Linked DNA regions of Homo sapiens: region 2 is linked to region 1. The links are chromatin loops, found by intact Hi-C in ENCODE. Cell type or tissue: heart right ventricle. All regions are shown on one strand. Each heading gives the region's core, and the rest is flanking DNA. Links, peaks and the distances in the headings are about the cores only. Region 1 overlaps PARN (poly(A)-specific ribonuclease). Region 2 overlaps PARN (poly(A)-specific ribonuclease).

Region 1 (12,187 bases), core at 6,425-10,424:
TTTTTTTGAGACAGGGTCTGGCTCTGTCACTCAGGCTGGAGTGCAGTGGAGCAGACATGGCTCATTGCATTCTGGGCCCAAGGGATCCTCCTGCTCCACCCTCCAAGTAGCAGGGAGTACAGATGCATGCTACCACACCCAGCTATTTTTTTTTTTTTTTAAGTTTTTCATACCAGCCTGGCCAATGTGGTGAAACCCTGTCTCTACTAAAAATACAAAAAAATTAGCTGGGCATGGTGGCGGGTACCTGTAGTCCCAGCTACTCGGGAGGCTGAAGCGGAAGAATCGCTTGAACCCGGGAGGCAGAGGCTGCGGTGAGCCGAGATCGTGCCACTGCACCGCAGCCTGGGCAACAGGGCGAGACTCCGTCTCAAAAAAAAAAAAAAAAGGTAAAAATAAAAAAAATAAAGTTTTTCATAGAGATGAGGTCGCGCCCTGTCACCCAGACTGGTCTTGAACTTCTGGACCCAAAAGATTCTCCCGTCTCGGCCTCCCACAGTGCTGGGTAGGTCTTCATTTTATGAAAGAAACACAGCAGGCGGTGTGTTCTGTGCTGAGGACCCTTGGGTGACAGTCTCTCTGTGTTGATAGAAGCAAAGTGGCCCACATACGTGATGCCAACAAAAACTTTTTAATTGAGAATGGCAATTTAGATATCTTCTTAAGAAAACACTTTATAACTGTCTTTGCATCTTAATTTTAAAGGTCTTGCTGCAAAGTTGGGTTGTAAGTGAAAAGAAAATACCTACCCTGTGTGTTATTTGCACTAATTTGTGTTGAGCCTTCTGACGCTGGTGAGGCTGTGTGATTTGTGAGGCATTAGGGTCGAGAACACAGCCTCCTCCATTGTCTGCCTGTGCCGGGCACATCCCTTCTCATCCCTTTCCCAGAAGCACCTGGTGATGCCAGAACCGAGGTCAGGGAAGGCAGGAAGGAGGCCACTTATAGCAGTGGTGATCATGGGCCCCTTCTTTCTTATTGGCTGGCTTTCCCAAGAACTTGGTAGTAGTTATCCTTTAATTTTATATTAATGTGCTTGCATGAGGGAGTAACAAATCTTTTAAAAGATGATATCCTGTGCCCTGCAGCTTTTACCAAAAATGGGTATGAACCTGGACTAGGCAGCACAGCTTATCATAAACTGGCTGCATGTGGACAGTGGTATGATTGTTGATATTACCCTTTAATCATAAAGAGCCCAGGAAATACGTCTTTAAAAAATAGTCTCCATTTTCAACCTCTTCTGGATTGTGTAAATTTTGGAGTCAGGTGCCATGGAGGAGTGAAATTTTAGCACTGCAGATGCTTCAAGCCAGCCTCCCAGATTCCAGAAGGCTTGAAGCCAGTTTTTCCCTAGTTCACAAAATATATTTTCCCCTAATATACAAGATGCATTTTTTCTTCCTCACATACTTTAACCAAAGCCATTTATTTTTCCTCAAAGTCTTGTTTATTTCGTTTTTGGCTCCCCAAGTTACCATGATAAAAAGAATCTCCATGAATTGGCTTGGTTTGATTACCCTCAAAGTTTAATGCACTCACTGATTTTCACAAAGTCAAAAGACAGGGCACATTAAATTACTGTGAAGCCTTGAGTCTGGTTTTTTAAGACTGGAAACAAGTGCTACTTCAGGGAAGGGACTGCTTGCCTCAAGTTGATACTGCCTTATTTAATTTCTGCCTTGTGATCTTGATTGCCACTTCTGTGGCAGCATCAAAAAACTGCTTTTTAAAGAAACCTTACAGGCCACCCACCCAGCAACCTGTACTTGGTATGCTAGCCCTGCAGCACTGCAGGGGCAGTCCACGTGCTGAGCTGTTCTAGTCTTGTGTTTGCTCTAGTTACTTTAAAGTACATTTCTCTCTGGCTTAATAGCTTGTTTATTATTATAATTTAAAATAACTTGTTGAGGTAAAAGGAAATCAGTCAACCCTTGGATGTATATTTAAGCAACTTGCCTCCTCTGTAGTAGGGTATTGGATTAGTGTTCTGTAGGGTATTGGATTAGTGTTCTGTGGCTGCTGTGACAAGTTACTGCAAGCTTGGTGGCTTAAAATACCAAGTGTTTTAGGTGAATACATCTCTCATGGTTCTGGAGGCCAGAAGTTTCAAATCAAGTCATCAGCATTGCTGAGCTCCCTCCAGAGGCTCTGGGGAAGAATCTGTCCTTGTCTCCTCTGGCTTCCAGTGGCTGCAGGCGTTCCTTGGCATCCCTCTGCTTAGGGCCACATCACTCCAGTCTCTGTCCCCATGGTCACATTGCCTCCTCCTCCTCTGTGTGTGTGTCCTCTCTGTCTCTGCCTCTCTCTTATGAGGACACATATGATGGCAGTGAGGCCCCACTTGTATAATCCCAGATAATATCATCAATCCCAGATATTATCATTTTAGTAGATGTTAATATAATAACATCTACTAAGATTCCTTTTCCAACTAAGGTAGCACTCAGAGGTTCCAGGGAGTAGAAAGTGGACATATCTTTTTGGAGGCCACCATTCAGCCCACTGTAGGCAGGTTAGTAGTAAAGTCAGCATTCTTAGCTATTTCCAGCCTTGCATTGGTCCTGGCTTGGAGCAAGTGGGTAATAGTTATTTCCAAGACTATTTAGCATTTAATTTGCAGTGTTCAAGGATTAGCAGTATACTCTAAGAAATTTGGGCTACCTATCAAATAGCTTATCGATTGAACACCTTCCACTATGCACAGTATGTCACCTGCATTGACTGTTTTTTCTAAAGGCAGCCCTCATAGATAGGGGAAAATGTGCCCATTTTAAAGCCGAGACATCTGCCTAGGGCCCCAGGAGTGGCAGAGTCAGGGATAATCAAGCCTGTGCTCCACTAAGAAGGGATTCTTCTTCCATAGCACACAGTGTCTATAAGGGACAATGCTGTAGTTGGTGGCATATCTTTTTAAGAGACAGTGTTAGTGTCTTTGAAAGAAGATTTCCGTTTCTCTCAATGTTTGGCCTGAGCACAGACTGTAAAAGATGTTGACTTAGACTGTTGGATTGTGTGGGGCTTGTTTCCTCTGACACTTTACAGTATGTTGTTTTACAGGCCCTGCAGGCATTGCCTTTGTATAATGTTTAATTTAATGTTTTTAGTTGATGTAATTTGATATGCTTCATTTGGAGACTGTTGAAATGAGCTGCTGGTTTTGTTTTTTTCTTCCTTTGTTTTTTTTTTTTTGCCTTTGTTTCTAGTGTATGTATTTAAGAAAGGATATGAGTTGGCTTCAGGACAAATGTTGAGTAACGCTCTATTTGTCAAAACAGCAAGTGGCTAGATTGAAAACTGTATTCCCCCCACCTGAGTGAAATTAAAATAACTGATGCCACAGTCACTCCCATCTAGCCAGTGGTTACCCTTATTTTACACAGGAGCCTTAGTGAGCAAAATAAATGAGCTTATTTTGTGAGAGATGTCTGCATGCTTCCTACCCTGGATGATAAAATTAGTTTTTTATAGCACATAAATATGTATAATGATGAGCCTTGCATACAGGGTTCTTATGAAGTGCTTTTACTGCTCTGCCCTGAAGGAAATACCAAGACCGTTTGCAAGTACAGTAGAGCTGCTGGTCGGTTAAGGTTTCAATTTCTCTTTAGAAGGCTTGGGACTTGGGGTGAGCCGCAGATTAATTCTGTGCTCAAATTGGGTTGAGATGAGATTGTATTCAACATTTCTGTATCCCAGTCTGTAGTGGTAGGAGAGGGGTACAATTTTACTTGGAAATCTCTTTTTTGAGAAATCGGAAGTGTAGTCTTGAGAGAAGCAGAAAGCAGATGGACACGAATGCAAATTTTTCACTCGGGGAGTGAAAATACTGAGTTCTTAGGAGGAAGGATAAAGAGTTTGGGGGCTTGAGGTTTTTCCTTTTGCTAGGAAGAGAGACCAGAATAAACTCTGTTCTTCTTTATTAACACATGTCATGACATTAGAAGTCTGTCTAGATCATCCAGGCCTGTGTGTGTGTCATTATGCAAACTAAACCTCTGTGTCCCTACACCTCTGAGGCCTCGCCTCACCCTGAGATGCTGATTCACTCGTTTTCCTGATGGTGATCACGGTGTGTGGGAGCAGGTGTGCCTGGCAAGCCCCATGCCCAGGTAGCAGCTTGCTTTGCACTACAGTCGTGGGAAGGTTGTCCTTTTGATCTCCGGCCACATGGCTCTCTTCACTGCGTGTTGTTCCTGTTGCCTTGAAAATTCGCTCTACCCAAAGCTCTTCCTCAGACAGCAACCTCATTTTTTGTATCAGGGCTCCACGCCATCACGTGAAGCTATAAGTTAATCAGCCCTTTGAGTATTATAAAAAAATGTTTCTGGGATGTTGTATCCTGAGCACTTGCTTACACTTGCTTCTCTTATATACACAAGGGCTTTGACTAGTGGTTTAGGATGAAAACCCTTGTCCCTAGCTGCTCCCGCTGGTACTCTAGGCTTACCATTTCACAGGGAGGCTATGGAGACAGCTCAGGTTAAAAGCCACGTGGGAGAGAGAGAACAGGGCCTGCGTGTGTAGGGCGGGTAGTGGGAAGCTTAGGGTCGGCCTCCATGGTGGCCAAGGGCAAGTGGCTAAACTTGGAAGAATCTGCCTCCCATTCTCAGTACAGGGGGACCGATAACTTCCAGACAGGAGAGGATCAACTGAGGCTGAACAGGCCATGATAAATGTTACTTTAGTTAGGAATTTTTGTCCTTAATTTTTTTTTCTTTTTAAAACACAAAAATCCCACTCATAATTCCTCAGCCCAGAAGAAAAAAAGCTGTCCTCTTAGAGAATTTCCTGCTAGTTTGTGTTCTGTGTCTATTTCATTTACTAATTGAGATCAGTGTTCCTCATTTGCTGATTGAGATTATACTAGTTATATAATTGTATAACTAAAAAAAAAAAAAAAGCCAGGTGCGGTGGTGTGCACCTGTCATTCCAGCCATTTATGAGGCTGAGGTGGGAGGATCACTTGAGACTGAGTTTGAGTCTTGCTTGGGCAACATAGACCCTGTCTCAATTTAAAAGATACATATTTAACCTGCGTGTCCTGCACATGTATCCCAGAACTTAAAAGAATTATATACACACACACACACACACACACACACACACACACACACACACACACAAAGGAATTTTCAAACACATTAAAACTCGTGGTCAGCATCATGTAGACAGCCTTCAGTGGCCTGCCAGCCAGATCTGTCATGGTACACTCACAACCTTCCTTCGTGGCTGGAGCTCTTGTCAGTACATGCTTGCCTTGCACTGCACTGGCTCCAACACTAGGCGTGACCATTTTTTGCTAACTGCTTCTTAAAGTGGCCGCCTGTCTGATTCACGCTCCTCCTCTGCCATCAGTTTTAGGACTGGAAAGCCTGCTGCCTCAGGAGCAAAACTAAGTATTTCCTTTCCTTTGTGAATCAAATCTGTGATTTTGTAGATAGATTTGGTAATGTAGAATTTGAAAGAACTATAATGATCTTTTCAGTTCTCAGAGGTTTGAGTCTCCATCCAAAGTATTCCTGAATCACCTTTAGGACTGCTTGCATGCATTTTTGAATATCATACTTCGTTTTCTTGAGCATAGCTGCGTGAAATGGGTTAATAGCAGCATTGTTTTGCAACCCACTTAATATTCACCGGACTACTAGGGAATGGCTTAGATAAGCCACAGTCCAAGGCAAGCCATTGTGTCATCATAGAATAACCTTTGATCTGTGCTTGTACTTAACATAATCTGTGTCTGAAGCTTTGTGGTAAGGGTGGAGGATTTTGCTAATGTTAGAGGTGTCTGATTCTTTTGTATTGTGTGTGTTACTCCCTCAAGTGTTTGCTAATCTTTAGTGCTGCATTAGTGGCTAAAGCTTAATTTGTGGCCAATTCACAGAAACAGGTTAGACTTTTGCTAATGAGTTGCCAAGAGAGTAGTTTGAGTAATTTTTTTTTTTTTTTTAAATCTACTTAAAAACAAGAGTGGTAGCTGTCAGCAGTAATTTCACCCAATTTATCTCTTGCAGAGAACCTAGTTGCATGCTACAGTTTGGCCTCCTGGTTTCAAGGAGTGGTAGAAGGCTTATGTTACTGCCTTCTGGATTTTGAGGTAGTCCTTGGTATTTAATAGTTTTATGTTTTTCTTTTTTTTATTCATAGTTTTTTTTTTTTTTTTTTTCGAGACAGAGTCCCGCTCTGACCCCCAGGCTCACTGCAACCTCCACCTCTCAGGCTCAGGGGCTCCTCCTGCCTTAGCCTCCCAAGTAGCTCGGACTACAGGCATGTGCCACCACACCTGGCTAATTTTCTGTATTTCTTTGTAGCAGTCATGTTGCCCAGGCTGGTTTCAAACTCTGATCTGCCTGCCTTGGCCTCCCCAGGTGCTGGGATTACGGGCATGAGCCACTATGCTTGGCAGTTTTTTTCTTTTTTAAAATTTTATGTGTCAAAGTTTTGTACTTTTCTTTTCTTTTTTTGCGATGGAGTCTCACTCTGTTCCCCAGGCTGGAGTGTAATGGTGCAACCTCTGCCTCCCAGGTTTAAGCGATTCTCCTGCCTCAGCCTCCCGAGTAGCTGGGATTACAGGCGTGCGCCACCACCCCTGGCTAATTTTTGTATTTTTAGTAGAGATGGGGTTTTGCCATATTGGCAAGGCCAGTCTGGAACTCTTGACCTCCAGTGATCCACCTGCCTCAGCCTCCCAGAGTGCTGGGATTACAGGCGTAAGCCACTGTGGCTGGCCAGTTTTGTGTTTTTCTACGTATTTTATTTATGGTTTGTTCATTTAATTGTTTATTTATTGTGTAGACAGGGTCTTTCTCTGTTGCCCAGACTGGAGTGCAGTGGCATGTTATAGCTCATTGCAGCCTCAAATTCATGGAGTCAAACAATCCTGCTGCCTTAGCCTCCTGAGTAGCTGGGACTACAGGCACGAGCCACCTTGCCCGGCTAATTTACTTTTTGTAAAGACAGGAGTCTCACCATGTTGCTCAGACTGATCTCAAACTCCAGGCCTCAAGTAATTCTCCCACTTCTGCCTCCCGAAGCAGTGGGATTAACAGGGATGAGCCACAGAATGATTTAATATAAACAAATCATTAAGACTAATATCTTTTGGAGAAGTTGGCACAAGTCATTATCCAGCTGATTGCTGCATCATCTTTAGTGGTAATTAACAACACCACATTGAATATACTGTTTTCCTGTTAACTCGGTGATTCTCAGTCCAGAGTTTCTGAGTCAGGAGTCTTGGATGGCGCTTGGGAATTTGCATCTCTAACAAGTTCCCAGGTGATGCTGATCCAGTTGGCGGGGAAGCACATTTTGCTAACGGTTCAAGGTTCTATATTCTAGAGTTATATATCTGAAATGAAATTCTTCAGTAACTAATGAGCCTTCTTAGGCAGCCTGGGACACAGTGTCATCCCGCCCTTTTCTTTTTTTTTTTTTTTTTTGAGACGGAGTTTTGCTCTTATCACTTAGGCTGGAGTGCAGCAGTGCAATCTCGGCTCACTGCAGCCTTCGCCTCCTGGGTTCAAGCGATTCTCCTGCCTCAGCCTCCTAAGTAGCTGGGATTACAGGCACCCGCCACCATACCCAGCTAATTTTTGTATTTTTAAATAGAGACGAGGTTTCACCACATTGGCTAGGCTGGTCTGGAACTCTTGACCTCAGGTGATCTACCTGCCTCGGCCTCCCAGATTGCTGGGATTATAGGCGTGAGCCACCGCGCCCGGCCTATACCGCCTGTTTCACAAAAAAGTTTGGAGGGTGGCTTTTTGTGAGTGCCACCCAGCACATGGGTAATGGAGATGAGGTGGTGGCTCTTTGGAGCTAAAGGTATTGTGTAGCGTATGCTGTGTAGCCTGTGAAGAGACTGAGTGGAAGTGACCCAGTGTATTGAGCAAAAGATCCTGGTATGCTGTGCTTTACCCTGGAGTCTTTCCAGACTTGTTTGAAAGCCAGGATAACAAGCACTGCCAGTGATATACTCATACAACATTTAAAAAATGACAGATTCCACAAAGGTTAAAACTTGCTCTATGACATCTAGAATGTGAACTTGAGTTACACTGTTTCTTAGGATAGAATTCTTTTGTAAAATTAGCCATTGTATTTAATGGGAATTTTAATTTTAGTGTTTGATAAAGTTAATGTCAGTCCTTTAGAGAATAAGTGGGGAAATAATATTTCATCAGAAAGCTTTCAGAAATGTGGCAAGATACCCGCACGCAGTCTTGAGGGTCTTTACCGTGTTACACCCTCTCGGATCTTTGCTAAAATAGAAAGAACGTTTCGTGCAAGTGTTAGTCTGAGTGTCTTTTTGATATCTGCAGATGAAAGTCCTTCTGGGAGAGATTGTTCTTCAATACAGTTCACAGTGATGGAACATCCTTTCATGTCTTTATCAGCATTTCTGCTTGCCTAGTGCATTTCCTCATATGCTAGGATGAAAACTGTCAAGTTGGATGAGGCATATGTGAAGTATTTTATCAAATCATTCCAGGGAGTCAGTGCAGGCCATTTGACAGCCAGCTGGGATGAGGCATGCCTATATTGAAATGTTTTAATTTTACTTCAGAAGGGCAGAGATGTTACCAGAGCAGTGGCTTCCAAACAGCATGGCATAAGGACGGTGGGAGGCCGTTGGGAGAGTTTACTTTGGTTCAGTTCCGCAGACACTCAGCCACAGTTTTAGAGTCAGTTTCACAATTGCGTGGCGCTCTCCAGAGCCGCAGTCTGCCAAGTCACACAGAGTTGGTTTTCGTGTTCTTCCGGGTTTTGGAGCTATTCAGTTCCCTCTAAACCCCAGATGTGAAGGTGAAGGTATAGGGAAAGAGTGAGAAGTGCTATTAATAATTCATTTGAAAGGGGTTTCTGTGTAAGGTAATGTGGAGTAAACAAACAAGATAGTGTAGGATTGACTACATTAAAAAATAGCTTTTATGGGTACAAAAAATAGAATGAATAAGACCTATTTGATAGCACAACAGGGTGACTATATTTGGTAATAACTTAATTGCACATTTTTAAATAGAGTGTCGTTGGATTGTTTGTAACTGAAAGGATAAATGCTTGAGGGGATGGACACTGCATTCTCCATGATGTGCTTATTTCACATTGCATGCCTCTATCCAAACATCTCACGTACCCTACAAATATATACATCTACTGTATACTCATAAAAATTAAAAAAAAAAAACAAATCTTTTGAGTGTTTTAGCTGAGAATAAATTTTTGCTTACTTTAATCAGAGATAATATTGAAAATTCAGGTGAAATATTAGAGAACACATAGCTTATATATTGACAAAAAATATTTTTCAAAAAAATTTTTTCAAAACATCTAAATGGAAAAAAATAAAATAAAGAAATAAAAAAAAAACAACAACATCTAAATGGTAAGAGAAATTGGGAGAGCCTTCTTTTTCTTTGTTAGTATAATCCTTCCTGGTATTTTTACAACACTGAGTTTCCTAAATTTGTTGTTGAGGTCCCATGACTTTAGCAATATAACAGAATTGTAAACAGAAATACAAGAATTGCAAATTCGAGTTTGTGGTTTTATATTTATATTTTTATATTTATATTTTTCTCCCTCCCAGCCAGGTGAGGTAGTGCACAGTATACGAAAGATTAATTCAGATGGCATTTTCGGTTGGCTTTTTCTAAGAAAGTCTCTAGTTATTTTCCCTGGGCTTCTCAGTTCTGGTAGCCTTTAAAGTTTAAAAAATGATCGTAAAAGGAATTTTGAGAAACAAAGCTCAAAGTTTCCCAAAGCTGTTGGTGGGAGAGGGGAGGGTATTTTTTATTCTTGGCTTAATGATATAAATATTTTATAAAGGTAAAATCATAGTATAAAATTTTGTGCCTTTTTAAAACTTAGAATTATAAGTTATCCATGTTTTGACATTTTCGTAGTTATTTTGGTTGCTTAATATTATATTGAAATTTTGAACTATAATTTACTGACCTCCATGTATTATCAAATCTTGAGGTTGATTTTGATTATTGGCATATTTGATGGTATAGCAGTGAACATTTTGTTGATTCAACTTTTGTTCTTCTCAGTTATTTTTATGGTGCTTGATACGTTTCATTAACTTTTTTTTTTTTGAGACAGAGTCTCGCTCTGTTGCCAGGCTGGAGTCCAATGGCGCAATCTCGACTCACTGCAACTTCTGCCTCCTGGGTTCAAGTGATTCTCCTGTCTCGGCCTCCCAAGTAGCTGGGATTACAGGTGCTCGCCACCATACCCACTAATTTTTTGTATTTTTAGTAGAGACAGGGTTTCACCGTGTTGGCCAGGCTGGTCTCAAACTCACTAATTTTTTGTATTTTTAGTAGAGACAGGGTTTCACCGTGTTGGCCAGGCTGGTCTCAAACTCCTGACCTCAGGTGATCTGCCTGCCTTGGTCTCGTAAAGTGCTGGGATTACAGGCGTGAGCCAGTGTGCCCAGCCTTCATTAACTTTTAAAATTAATTTTTTAAAAAATTTGGTGTTTAGAATTGGAGACTATTTCTAAATTTACTAAACGGAGAACTGAAAATTATATGAAGCATGACTAACAATAACAAGAGTTATTCCTAGGTTAGTTAACTTATCTAACTAACTAGCTCACTAACCTAGGAATAACTTTTGTTATTATTAGGTTCTGGTAGGCGAAAATAATGATAGTTCCAGTGTGTATCGTTTATGCTGGAAAATAATATTTAAGAAAACATGATAGCTGCCCTCACTGAGAACCCACCATGCTAGGTGCTTTATGTATCTTCTTGTCTTCTGGCATTGCAGGGAGTATTGATTAAATTGGTTAAAACAGCTTACAAAACCAGAATAGTACACTTGAGCCTAAATTAGTGAACTAAAAATAAATTTGGTTTCTTAGCCATAGAATTTGGTTTATTAAATTGTAGGCCAGACAACAAATTCTCAAACCACAGAGTACTATGACTTCGTTTTTTCTGACATTAACAGAACAGTATTGTTCATGCTGATGGTTCCATTTGTAAACTAGCTTTTGCCCTGCTTGGCTTTTTTTTTTTTTTTTTTTTGAGGCAGAGTTTTGCTCTTGTCGCCCAGGCTAGAGTGCAGTGTTGCTATCTCGGTTCACTGCAACCTCCGCCTCCATGGTTCAAGCGATTCTCCTGCCTTAGCCTCCCGAGTAGCTGGGATTACAGGTGCCTGCTACCATGCCCAGCGAATTTTTGTATTTTTAGTAGAGACGGGATTTCACCATGTTGGCCAGGCTGGTCTTGAACTTCTGACCTCAGGTGATCCACCCTCAGCCTCCCAAAGTGCTGGGATTACAGGTGTGAGCCACCGCGCCTGGCCCTGCTTGGCTTTTGAATGCCTGGTAATAATGTTCCTTAACTGTGGGTCCGTGAAGCCAAACTAATTGCTTCTTGGGCAGATAGATTGCCTTTTTAATTTGCTGTATAATGTTGTCTCTACCAGAAATGCATAATATATTGTTATCTAAGTAAAACTCATTAAAATAATCTTACACACAACAGAATGCATGATATTTTGTCCATAATCTTGCAAATAAAAGAAAATTGAATGGCATGACAGAGAGTTGTAATTTACAAGCACTCTTTTATAAGTGCCTTTGTACCCATTTTGGAAGATAAACATAAAATGACTGCTATGATTTATATTAGTGTGATAGTTTTCTTTACCAAGGATTGTTTTGTTTGGTGCTTTTAGTGTGTTTTAAATGATAATAATGATGTGGGCTTTTGAGACAGTCACTTATTTCAGACTCCCAGAGAGATTAGCATTTATCCAGTGACTTTGCATTTCATTAAAAAAAAAGAAACCTGTGTTGTCATTCTCAGCTCACAAATGCCCATTGTAAGGGTTACACTTAGAATTTTTAGGAACACTTGTTCATAGATTGGTAAGATGGGTAATATTTATTTTCTTTCTGTTTACTTGGACTAACACGACAGCTCTGTGGAGGACTTTCCCTTGACTCTTTGATGATTAATTTTGTTCATTTAGCTAATATTTATTGAGCAGCTACTGAGTGCCAGGAACTGTTGAGGATGCCAGTTTGTTGCTTGTTTGTTTTTTCTATTTGTGATAAATATTTGGCCCAGGAGAAAAATCTCTGAAATGAATTTCAGAGCTTTAGAAATGATTTTACATGGCTGGTGCAGTGGCTCACGCCTGTAATTGCAACACTTTGGGA
Region 2 (12,187 bases), core at 5,035-9,034, 55 kb before region 1:
ATTTTTAGTAGGGACAGAGTTTCACCATGTTGGCCAGTCTGGTCACGAATTCCTGACCTCAAGTGATCCACCCGCCTTGGCCTCCCAAAGTGCTGGAATTACAGGCGTGAGACACTGCTCCCAGCCTCATCTCTTCAATCTTGAACATGTTACATTTATGACAAATCAAAGGTAGTGGCTAGTAAACTCCAAAAGGTTTTGTTAGTTCAAAGGTTTTTTTTTTTTTTTTTGAGACGAAGCCCCTGTCGCCCAGGCTGGAGTGCAGTGGCACGATCTTGGCTCACTGCAAGCTCTGCCTCCCGTGTTCACGCCATTCTCCTGCCTCAGCCTCCCAAGTAGCTGGGACTACAGGCGCTGCCACCATGCCCAGCTAATTTTTTGTATTTTTAGTAGAGACAGGGTTTTCACCGTATTAGCCAGGATAGTCTTGATCTCTTGACCTCGTGATCTGCCTGCCTCGCCTCCCAAAGTGCTCGGATTACAGGCGTGAGCCACCGTGTCTGGCCAAGTTCAGAGGTTTTCTTAAAAATTGTGGTAAAATATATGTAACATAAATTTTACTATTCTAACCGTATTTAAATGTATAGCTCAGTGGCATTAAGTACATTGACACTATTGTACAACCCAAAGAGTGTTGTTTTGATTAGAAAATAAGCAGCTTCAGGAAAGGCATAGATGACTCTGACTTTGAATTCAGTGGGATAAAGGAAAGTAGGATGTTTTGGTGTCTAGTACTAGAAGGACAAAAATGCCTTCCACAGTTTGTGTTTCAGTGCCTTTGTCAGAGATGGAATGTTTAGGTGGGCAGAGTTATAAGAACACTCCAGCCATGGTAGACAGAAGCCCACAGACCAATCAAAATACATTGAGTCTTGGTTCTTGGTTCAGGACAGGATTAAAAAAGAAGTGGGGGTAGGGAAAGATTGCTTGTTGTAAAGTATAAAAGCCTGGACACGATGGAAGTGATTTGCATGTGCTTCTATTTGTTTGTGTGTTTTTCTGTGTTCAGATTGTCTTTTTATATCTCACCATTTCAAAACGATTTGTTTTGGTTATTAAAGATATATACGGTATTTACCTTTTAACATAAGATTAAAAAATTAGTAAATGAAAATTTGAAAGAAAAGAAAAATGATACAATCACTATGGTATGAATAGAACACAGAATTTGTGCCAAAGAAAGTGTAATTTGTTTGTCCCTGAGCTTCCTAGTAGCAAAGAAAAGAGGGAAACACAGTCATTCCGTGGTCCATAGGATTAGGACAATCCAGAACTCAGGATTAGTATAGCTTTCCCCAGAATAGAGACCTCAGAACATTTACCCTTGAATTATAAGTAAATGATTACTGTAGAAAACCTGATCTTCAATCACATCTCTGAAGTCAGTACTGTGATAAGTTTAATGGAACTGTTTGTTACCATGTCCTTCAATCTAGACTGATGGCATAATGTCAAAGTACAGTGCAGGAAAGGGACCAGATGAAAATGATTCAGATGTGTAGCCTGCTGATGTTCTGACTTGGCCAAGAATAAAATTAGAGTAGCTACAGTAATGCTTATTTCTTAAGTTCATTTGAGTATGAACTCCATAATTTTGCCGTGCTTGTGTTTCATCTATAGTATTGTTCACTTAATACAGTGTTTTTTGTTTTTTGTTTTTGAGATGGAGTCTCGCTCTGTCGCCCAGGCTGGAGTGCAGTGGCACAAACTCAGCTCACTGCAAGCTCCGCCTCCCTGGTTCACACCATTCTCCTGCCTCAGCCTCCCGAGTAGCTGGGACTACAGGTGCCCACTACCGCGCCTGGCTAATTTTTTGTATTTTTAGTAGAGACGGGGTTTCACCATGTTAGCCAGGGTGGTCTCGATCTCCTGACCTTGTAATCTGCCCGCCTGGGCCTCCCAAAGTGCTGGGATTACAGGCATGAGCCACTGTGCCCGGCCAGTGTTTTTTTTTTTTTTTTTTTTTTGAGACAGAGTCTTGCTCTGTCACCCAGGCTGGAGTGCAGTGGCATGATCTCGGCTCATGGCAACCTCTGCCTCCTGGGTTCACACCATTCTCCTGCCTCAGCCTGCTGAGTAGCTGGGATTACAGGCGTGCACCACCACGCCTGGCTAATTTTTGTATTTTTAGTAGAGACGGGGTTTCACCATGTTGGTCAGGCGGGTCTCGAACTCCTGACCTCTTGATCCGCCTGCCTCAGCCTCCGAAAGTGCTGGGATTACAGGCATGAGCCATCACACTCAACCTGTTTTTTGTTTTTTTTTTAAGAGGCAGAGACTTGTTCTGTCACCCACGCTGGAGTCCAGCGGTGTGATCACAGCTCACTGCAGACTTGAACTCCTGGGCTGAAATGATTTTCTGATTCTCCCACCTCAGCCTGTGGGATAGTTGGGACTACAGATGGGAACCACCACACCTGGCTAATTTTTAAATTTTTTGTAGAGATGGGTCTCCCTATGTTACTCAGGCTGGTCTCGAAGTCTTGGGCTCAAGCGATCCTCCCACCATCTCCTAAAGTGCTGGGATTACAGGTGTGAGCCACTGCACCCAGCCTAATATATACTTATTTTAAAATAATTTTATTATTATTATTTTTAATTGAAATGGGGTCTTGCCATGTTGCCCAGGCTGGTCACACAAACTCCTGGGCTCCAGCGATGCAACCACCTCAGCCTCCGGAAGTGCTGGGATTACAGGTGTGAGCCACCATGTCCAGCCCAGTCTAATGTTTTTATTTAAATCTGGGAACATATTTTGGCTCATGCTAGGTTCGAGATATATTTGTTTCGTAAGGCTTATTATTGGGAACTTTCCTTTTGATCTTTTTTGTTTTGAGGCAAGGTCTCACTTTGTCACTCAGGCTGGAGTGCAGTGGCATGATGGTAGCCCACTACAGCCTCAACCTCCTCACCTTCCATACTTAAGTGATCCTCCTACCTCAGCCCCTGGGTAGCTGGGACTGCAGGCATGTGCTACCATGCCTGGCTAATTTTTAAATTTTTTGTGGAGATAGGATCTCACTGTTTTGCCCAAGCTGGTCTTTAACTCCTGGGCTCAAGCGATCTTCCTCATTTGGCCTCCCTAAGTGCTAGGATTACAGGTGCGAGCCACCGTGCCTGGTTTCTCTTTTGATCTTCAACATTGAGAACATTTAATTAAGATTTTGGGCTTTCATTATCTAATTTGAGGTGGATGTCAGTGTCTTATAACCTGTGCATGTGCCTGTGTTAAACTTGAACCTGGGACAGGGTAATAAAATACATACTAGTTCTATTTATAGTTTCCTAGTCAGTACTGCAACAGTCAAGCGATCAGGAGCTTTCTGCCTATTGGGAGAATAATCCGTTCGCCCAGTGGAATATTTTTTTTTTTTTTTTTTGAGACAGTCTTGCTCTCTCGCCTGGGCTGGAGTGCAGTGGCTCTCTCGGCTCACTGCAACCTCCACCTCCCAAACTCAAGAAATTTTCCTGCCTCAGCCTCCTGAGTAACTGGGATTGCAGGTACACACCACCACACCTGGCTAATTTTTTTTTTTTTTTTTTGAGACAGAGTCTTGCTCTGTCACCCAGGCTGGAGTGCAGTGGCAGTGGCATGATCTCGGCTCACTGCAAGCTCCACCTCTCGGGTTCACGCCATTCTCCTGCCTCAGCCTCCCCAGCAGCTGGGACTAGAGGCACATGCTGCCTCGCCTGGCTAATTTATTTTTATTTTTAGTAGAGACGGAGTTTGACCATGTTAGCCAGGATGGTCTTGATCTCCCGACCTCGTGATCTACCCGCCTTGGCCTCCCAAAGTGCTGGGATTACAGGTGTCAGCCACCGCGCCTGGCACACCCGGCTAATTTTTGTATTTTTAGTAGAGACAGGGTTTCACCATGTTGACCAGGCTGTTCTCAAAGTTCTGACCTGCCGGTCTCGAACTTCTGACCTCAAGTGATGTGCCCACCTCTGCCTCCCAAAGTGCTGGGATTACAGGCATGAGCCACTGTGCCGGTCTACCCAGTAGATTTTTAAAAAATATTATGAAGTAGGCTGGATGTGGTGACTCACATCTGTAATCCCAGCACTTTGGGAGGCCGAGGCAGGAGGATTGCTTGAGTCCGGAAGTTTGAGACCAGCCTGGGCAACATAGTGAGACCCTGTCTATAAAAAAAAAATTGTGAAACAAAGGATGTTTGTTTTGTAAGCTATAAAGGAGAAGAGCCCAAATGTTTTAAGCAAGTTAATGGATTGTTTGTGGAGTAGAAATTCCTTGTATTGTGACCTCTGGCACATCGCTTCCTTCCCATATTGTCTTTGTTTTCTTGTTTGAGTTACTTCTCTGCATCTCTTTATATTCCTGCCGCTAACATCCCCAAAACATGTGTTCTGTTTACTCTGTTTCAGAGCTCCAGCATTGACTTTCTAGCAAGCCAGGGATTTGATTTTAATAAAGTTTTTCGAAATGGTAAGATTATGGGTAACCTATCTTTAGAGCTTATAAACCTTCAAAATATCCTTGGGAAGTAAGTCTGAACTTGGTTGAGAATTATTATTTTGTGCCTGCTGAGACACAGTCTTAGAGTTCCAGCATACATGTGCAGCCAGTACACATATGCAGCCTTAGAATTTTTAAAAACTTGCTTACTGTGATTTTTTTTTTTTTTTTTTTTTTGAGAAGAGTCTCGCTCTGTTGCCCAGGCTGGAGTGCAGTGGTGTGATCTCGGCTCACTGCAAGCTCTGCCTCCCAGTTTCACACCATTCTCCTACCTCAGCCTCCCGAGTAGCTGGGACTACAGGTGCCCGCCACCACGCCTGGCTAATTTTTTGTATTTTTAGTAGAGACAGGGTTTCACCGTGTTAGCCAGGATGGTCTCGATCTCCTGACCTCGTGATCTGCCCACCTTGGCCTCCAAAAATGCTGGGATTACAAGTGTGAGCCACCACGCCTGGCCTACTGTGATCTTTTTTTTTTTTTTTTAAAAAAAAACAAAAAACATAATCAGCCATGAGCTAAACAGAATAGATACTACTTCATTTAACTCTGATAAGGCCTTTCAAACTCCTGTTTTTATCGAGTGCAGTTTATTCTACCACTGGCGTGATATAGTGGCCTAACTCACCACCTGTGGGGAGTGCTTCCTTGTTTTCTTCCAGTGTAACAAGAGGTATGTAGTTTAGAAATGTCCTGTATTCCACTGATGCTGTAATGAAAACCCTCTTTTCCAGCTAGTGCATGTTTATGTTTATTTTATTTTTTATGTTTATTTTTTATAACCCCTCTGCTGGCAGGAATTATTTTTAATTTTTTTTTTGAGACAGGGTCCCACTCTGTCACCCAGGGTGAGTGCAGTGGTGCAATCATAGCTCACCGGAGCCTTGACCTCCTGGGCTCAAATGATCCTCCCACCTCACCCTCCCAAGTAGCTGGAACTACAGCTGTGCACCAGCATGCCTGGCTGATTTTCGAATTTTTTGTAGAAATGGGATTTCGCCATTGCCCAGGCTGGTCCCAAACTCCTGTCCTCGAACAATCCACCTGCCTTGGCCTCCCAGCCTGCTGGGATTACAGGCATGAGACACCACACCCTGCCTACCTGTTGCTTTTTTAGTAGTTGGAGACAGTTTCTTAGTTTCTTATGGGAGAAGAAAAGTGCAGAGACTGCACGATTGATAATGGCTAACTTGCTAGAGTGATGGCCTGGGGAGCACCTGAGGAAGGGATTGTGTCTTGTTCTTTTCACATCCCCTTGCATAGCATGATTTCTCTTCTACATCAGGGAGGTGACCACCAAATATTTGATGCATAAATGGGTGCATGACTACTGGACATTAGAACATTTCAGATTGGTTTTCCTTCCTCTCCATTTGTTTCTCTAAAAGTGTTTGGAAAGACTGTGCTTTTTGCAGTGGTATTAAGTATGTACAAGGTCAATATTTTAATTTAATTATTTACATAAATTTTGTTTTTTTTCCCCCATGGTGAATGTAGAATTAATGAATGAAAGAGGGAAGGAGGTTTATCCCAACAAAAATAACTGAACTTTTCTCAAAAAAAAGTACATGGACTTCAAATGAATTCTCCTATTCTCAGCAGAACCTCTTTGCAAGGTGTTTAGTACCCATGCCATATTGGTGGTGTTTTTTTTTTTTTTTTGAGACAGAATCTCACTGTGTCGCCCAGGCTGGAGTGCAATGGTATGATCTCGACTCACCGCAGCCTCCACCTAACAGGTTCAAGTGATACTCGTGCCTCAGCCTCCCGAGTAGCTGAGACCACAGGCACATGCCACCACGCACACCTAATTTTTGTATTTTTAGTAGCGATGGGGTTTCACTATGTTGGCTGGGCTGGTCTTGAACTCCTGACCTCAAGTGATTCACTTACCTTTGCCTCTTAAAGTGCTGGGATTACAGGCATGAGCCACCGGGCCTGGCCCATATTGTTTTTTAATTGTTTCAGTGATGCTGCATCTTAATTTTTACTGATTTTGATCTTCGGAGGTAATAAAAACAAACTTGTTTTGAGCCAAAACTGCTTCACATAGTGACTGAACCAGCAGAGCAATACAGTTTGGGTATTATAAAGAATTTTTTTTATTCGTCTCATACTTGACTCTGAAAGCCATTATAAAATATAAGTTCCAAATGCATTTAGAGCACTATATTGGACTAGTGGCAGCATCTCTTGAAGGAACCACTTTATCTGGTACTCATATGGATGCATAGTTCTAACTTGTTTTTTTTTTTTTTTCCCATAAAAGAAGAGAAACAGCCAGATTGGAATGTGCCTCCTTCTTCTGTTTTATAGTCATGCCCTGGAATATTTTAGTCACGATAGTCAGGACTCCCAGGTCATCCATACTACCAAGCCTCATCCCATGCCGTTGTTGATATGCTCTAAATCTGACTTAGACCCTCATCTCTCTCCATTTTCAAGGCTTTCCATTCAGGCTCTGTAAATGTCAGGCCCTTTCTTTACGGCAGTCTTCTCTCAAGTTCCTTTTGATTTCCTTGTCTGGAGGGAAACCAGGTGACTCCTTGTTAGTTTCCCCCTGTAGCCTTCTCCATCCCCGGTGGTTTTCCCTCTCACTCTTGTCTTCCTCTGGCCAGGCTGTGCTAGGTGTCCTCCTTGTTTCCCCACACCACCTTCAGACACCTGAATTTTCTTTTCTTTTCTTTTTTTTTTTTTTTTTTTTTTTTTTTTTTTTGAGACAGTTTCGCTCTTCTTTCCCATGCTGGAGTGCAATGGTGCGATCTCAGCTCACCACCACCTCTGCCTCCTGGGTTCAAGTGATTCTCCTGCCTCACCCTCCCAAGTAGCTGGGATTACAGGCATGTGCCACCACACCCAGCTAATTTTGTATTTTTAGTAGAGACAGTTTCTCCATGTCGGCCAGGCTGGTCTCCAACTCCCGACCTCAGATGGTCCACCTGCCTTGGCCTCCCAAAGAGCTGGGATTACAGGTGTGATCACCGTGCCTGGCCCCTGAATTTTCTTTTGTACGGGAGCCACCATTTTCAGGCTGTCACCAGCTCTGCTGCCCCTCTGTGCTGACTCCTGTAGGCACAGCGTGCATCTTAGCCTTGGCTTTGGTGTGTTATAATTCTCTCCACTCCTGCCCCTCTCTGGGTGACTTTAGTATCCTCAAGGATAACCAGCAAATGCTCTGGTCTGTTTCTTGACCAGGTGGTCAGCATCTTTCTATCTCTCTTTAGTCCTCTATACCAATGGCAGCGTCATGGGTCTTAGGGTCAAAAACTGCACCTCTCATTTACTCTTTTTTTTTTTTCCCATTTTTGAGACAAGATGTTGCTTTGTCACCAGGCTGGAGTGCACTGGCACATTCATGACTCACTGCAGCCTTGACCTCCTGGGCCCAAGTGATTCTCCCACCTCAGCCTTCCGTGTAGCTGGAACCATAGGTGCACACCATCATGTCCAGCTAATTTTTATGTTTTTTATAGAGGCAGGGTCTCACTATATTGTCCAGGCTGGTCTCAAACTCCTGGTATTCCTGCCGCCACCCCCTAAAGCTCTGGGATTATAGGAGTGACCTGTTACGCATGGTCTCATTTATTGTTTTTAGTGTTTTTAATGTTTCTTTTTTTGAGAGTACTACTCATGCTTCTGATTCACTTGCTCTGGTACCTATTTCAGCAATCTGTTGACTTCCATTGCTTTTTCACTATCTGTTGCCTTCCCGCTTCTCCTCTATGTGTATTCTTCTCCGTGTATCATACCAGGAGGCACGTGATGTCATTTGTCCCAATACTGGTGATGTTAACGTGGACCACTTTTTTTGCCAGTTAGTTTTAGCATCTATTGATAGTTCTTGCTTTAAGCAATTATCGTTGACTGATGGTGGTTTTCTACGTTCATTGTTCTTTCTACAAATTCCTTAGTGTCCCATGGCTTTGTTGTTATTGTTGTTTTGAGACTGTCTCACCCTGTCGTCCAGGCTGGAGTGCAGTGGCGTGATCTTGGCTCACTGCAACCTCTACCTCCCAGATTCACGTGATTATCCCACCTCAGCCTCCTGAGTACCTGGGACTATAGGCGCGTGGCACCACGCGTGGCAAATTTTTGTACTTTTTGGTAGAGAGAGGGTTTTACCATATTGGACAGGCTGGTCTTAAACTCTTGATCTTAAGTGATGCGCCCTCCTCAGCCTCCCAAAGTGCTGGGATTATAGGCATGAGCCAGGCGCCCGGCCTCCCATGGTGTTTTGTTTTTTTTTTTTTTTTGAGATGGAGTTTCACCCTTGTTGCCCAGGCTGGAGTGGAATGGTGCAATCTTGACTCACCGCAACCTCTGCCTCCCAGGTTCAAGCGATTCTCCTGCCTCAGCCTCCAGAGTAGCTGGGATTACAGGCATGTGCCACCACGCCCGGCTAATTTTGTATTTTTAGTAGAGACAGGGTTTCTCCATGTTGGTCAGGCTGGTCTTGAACTCACGACCTCAGGTGATCTGCCCGCCTTGGCCTCCCAAAGTTCTGGGATTACAGGCGTGAGCCACCGCGCCCCGTCCCCATGGATTTTAATACCACCCGTGTCCCAATGATAACTAAATGTATATCTCAACACCTTTCTCTTGAGCTATAGGCTTGTAACTGCAGCTTTTAATTTGTGTATTCCCTTAGATGATTTAACATGTCCGTGGTAGGGCGCGGTGGCTCACGCCTGTAATCTCAGCACTTTTAGAGGCTGAGATGGGCAGATGACCTGAGGTCAGGAGTTCAAGATCAGCCTGGCCAACATGTTGAAACCTTGTCTCTACTAAAATACAAAAATTAGCTGGGTATGGTGGCGGGCGCCTGTAATCCCAGCAACTTGGGAGGCTGAGGCGGGAGAATTGCCTGAACCCGAGAGGTGGCGGTTGCAGTGAGCCGAGATCGTGCCATTGCACTCCAGCCTGGGTGACAGAGCAAGACTTCGTTCTAAAAAGAAAAAAAAGAAAAAAAAATAGTATGTCCAAAAGGTAGCTTTTGATTTTCACTCCTTGGACCCCGATACCTATTTTTCCCCTCATTGTCTTCACATCAGTTAGTGGCCCTACCATCTTCCCAATCGCTTGAACCAAATAGCAAGGTGTTTTTTTTATTTTTATTTTTATTTTTTTTTGAGACAGTGTCACACCGTCGCCAGGCTGAAGTGCGGTGGCACGATCTCGGCTCACTGTAACCTCTGCCTCCTGTGTTCAAGTGATTCTCCTGCCTTAGCCTCCCAAGTAGCTGGGACTACAGGCACACACCACCATGCCCAGCTAATTTTTGTATTTTTAGTAGAGACGGGGTTTCACCATGTTGGCCAGGCTGGTCTCCATCTTTTGAACTTGTGATCCGCCCGCCTCGGCCTCTCAAAGTGGTTGGATTATAGGCGTGAGCCACCATGCCCGGCCGCAAGGTGTTACTCTTGATTTTGCCTTTCCCTTTATCCTTCATCTCCAGGATATCAGTAAGTGTTACGTCTTATGTCTAGAAAATCACTGTCTCCTTCTACCCTGCCATCTCTACACCAGGGTTACAAACAAGAGCCCACTGCTGGCTCCTTGTTTTGTAAATAAGATTTGTTGGACTACAGCTATGCCCGTACATGTACATTTTGTGTATGGCTGCTTTTGTGCCACAACAGCAGGGTTGAGTATTGCGACAGAGACCCCCATTGCCCACAAGCCTAAAACATTTGCCATCGAGCCCTTTAAGAAAGAGTTTGCTGGCCGTGCGCGGTGGCCGTGGCTCCCGCCTGTAATCCCAGCACTTTGGAAGGCTGAGGCAGGCGGTGAGGTCTGGAGTTCGAAACCAGCCTGGCCAACATAGCGAAACCCTGTCTCTACCGAAAATACAAAAATTAGCCTGGTGTGATGGTGCACGCTTGTAATTCCAGCTACTCGGGAGGCTGAGACAGAAGAATTGCTTGAACCTGGGAGGCAGAGGTTGCAGTGAGCTCATATTGTGCCATTGCATGCCAGCCTGGGTGACAGAGTAAGACTGTCTCACAACAAAACAAAACAAAGAAAAAGTTTGCTGACCTCTGATCTGAGCTCTTGTCTCTTGCCTGGACAATTGCTCCTGACTTGTTTCCTAACTTCACTCTCAGAGTAGTCATCATGGCCTTTGAAACATTATGCAGGTAAGGTAATTATCTTGCTTAAAATCTTCTAATGTTGTCCAGCCACTGTTAGAATAATGTACATTTCTTACACTGGCCTGTGAGGGCCTGCAGAATCTTGCTCCATACTCTCTCCAATGTGATGCTGTACCATTCCATTTTTGCTCATGACATCTGGCCACACCAGCTCCTTGCTGCTCCTGGAACCGTCCAAGCCATTTCCATGTTCTGGGTATTAATACTTGTTTCCCCTACCCGAAGGACTCTTCCCCTAGCTCCTTTCGTATCCGACTTATTCTCATCCTTTGGGTTTTCCCTGACTTTCCTGATTTTCTTGTCAGAAGTAGTTCCCTTCACTACAGAGCAGGATGCATCAGCTTGTCACTGTTCATTCCCCAGTGCCTAATATAATGCTTTGGCACAGCATAAGTGCCAGATAAATATTTCTTGAAAGAAGACTGAATGAATGGATGAATGATAAACACATTTCAAAATCATTTGCCTTTCTGTTCATTTTTTGAGATGTAGTTAAATATGGTAAATCTTTCCTGAGTAATTTAGACTCTTTGGTTTGTTAAACAAATTTTATGTTAGACAGTTACTTCTGCTAATGCATTCTTTTTAAAATCGTGTTTAGGAATTCCATATTTAAATCAGGAAGAAGAAAGACAGTTAAGAGAGCAGTATGATGAAAAACGTTCACAGGCGAATGGTGCAGGAGCTCTGTCCTATGTATCTCCTAACACTTCAAAATGTCCTGTCACGATTCCTGAGGATCAAAAGAAGTTTATTGACCAAGTGGTGTAAGTTCCTAAATTAAAACTAAGCGTGCATTGTGTGCTATATATTGGGGATGACAGGCATCTATATCTCAAACCTGTGCTTTACAAACATAGTACACACACGGGTGTGATGTTGTGAATGGCAGGATATAATTGTGGCATATTAAAAAAAAAATTTTTTTTTTTTTTTTTTTGAGACAGTCTTGCTCTTTTGCCCAGGCTGGAGTGCATTGGTGCAATCCTGGCTTACTGCAACCTCTGCCTCCTAGGTTCAAGCAATTCTTGTGCCTCAGCCTCCAGAGTAGCTGGGATTATAGGCGTGCACCACCACACCCGCCTAATTTTTATATTTTTAGTAGAGACGAGGTTTTGCCATGTTGGCCACGCTGGTCTCGAACTCCTGGCCTCAAGTGATCTGCCCGCCTCAGCCTCTCAAAGTGTTGAGATTACAGGCATGAGCCAGCATGCCTAGCCGGCATATTCAAATTAGTGTAACAGCAACAAATTGTAAATAGAGTTCCATGTATTGTACTTGGACTTGCTACATGTCACTAGGCAAGAGATTTCAGTACGTGGTCAGACCTGCGTGGATTTTTTATTTTATTTTATTTTTTTTAATAGAGACGGATCTCACTATGTTTCCCAGGCTGGTGTCAAACTCCTGAGCTCAAGGGATCTTCCTGCCTCAGCCTCCCAGAGCGCTGGGATTACAGGCGTGAGCCATTGTCCAGCCCCTTTTCTTGTTTTTTAAATGCTAATCAGCTGACTTCTAAAACTTGCATGGACTGAATACCTGACAGCCACTGTCCAATGTC

What was found. A loop is a pair of places that touch in the nucleus more often than their neighbours do. Peaks named below come from ENCODE experiments on the same cell type or tissue, not always from the same donor. Only the 100,000 strongest peaks of a DNase experiment are listed, where the experiment ranks them.
Region 2: a loop joins it to region 1, with 7 times the contacts of the local background. A loop is called at or near these places in 6 of 110 quality-filtered maps.

The regions. Positions count from the first base shown.
Region 1 is chr16:14,556,416-14,568,602 of GRCh38, reverse strand. All of the region lies in intron 18 of PARN (poly(A)-specific ribonuclease), which reads left to right. Among named protein-coding and RNA genes, the nearest start is that of PARN, 68 kb to the left of the region's middle. In heart right ventricle, for the core only: no CTCF peak of the experiment used is centred there; a DNase peak (open chromatin) is centred at 8,662; H3K27ac peaks cover 1,415 bases.
Region 2 is chr16:14,609,850-14,622,036 of GRCh38, reverse strand. It overlaps PARN (poly(A)-specific ribonuclease), which reads left to right. Exons shown (of 24, transcript NM_002582.4): 6 at 4,387-4,447; 7 at 11,228-11,393. Among named protein-coding and RNA genes, the nearest start is that of PARN, 14 kb to the left of the region's middle. In heart right ventricle, for the core only: no CTCF peak of the experiment used is centred there; no DNase peak of the experiment used is centred there.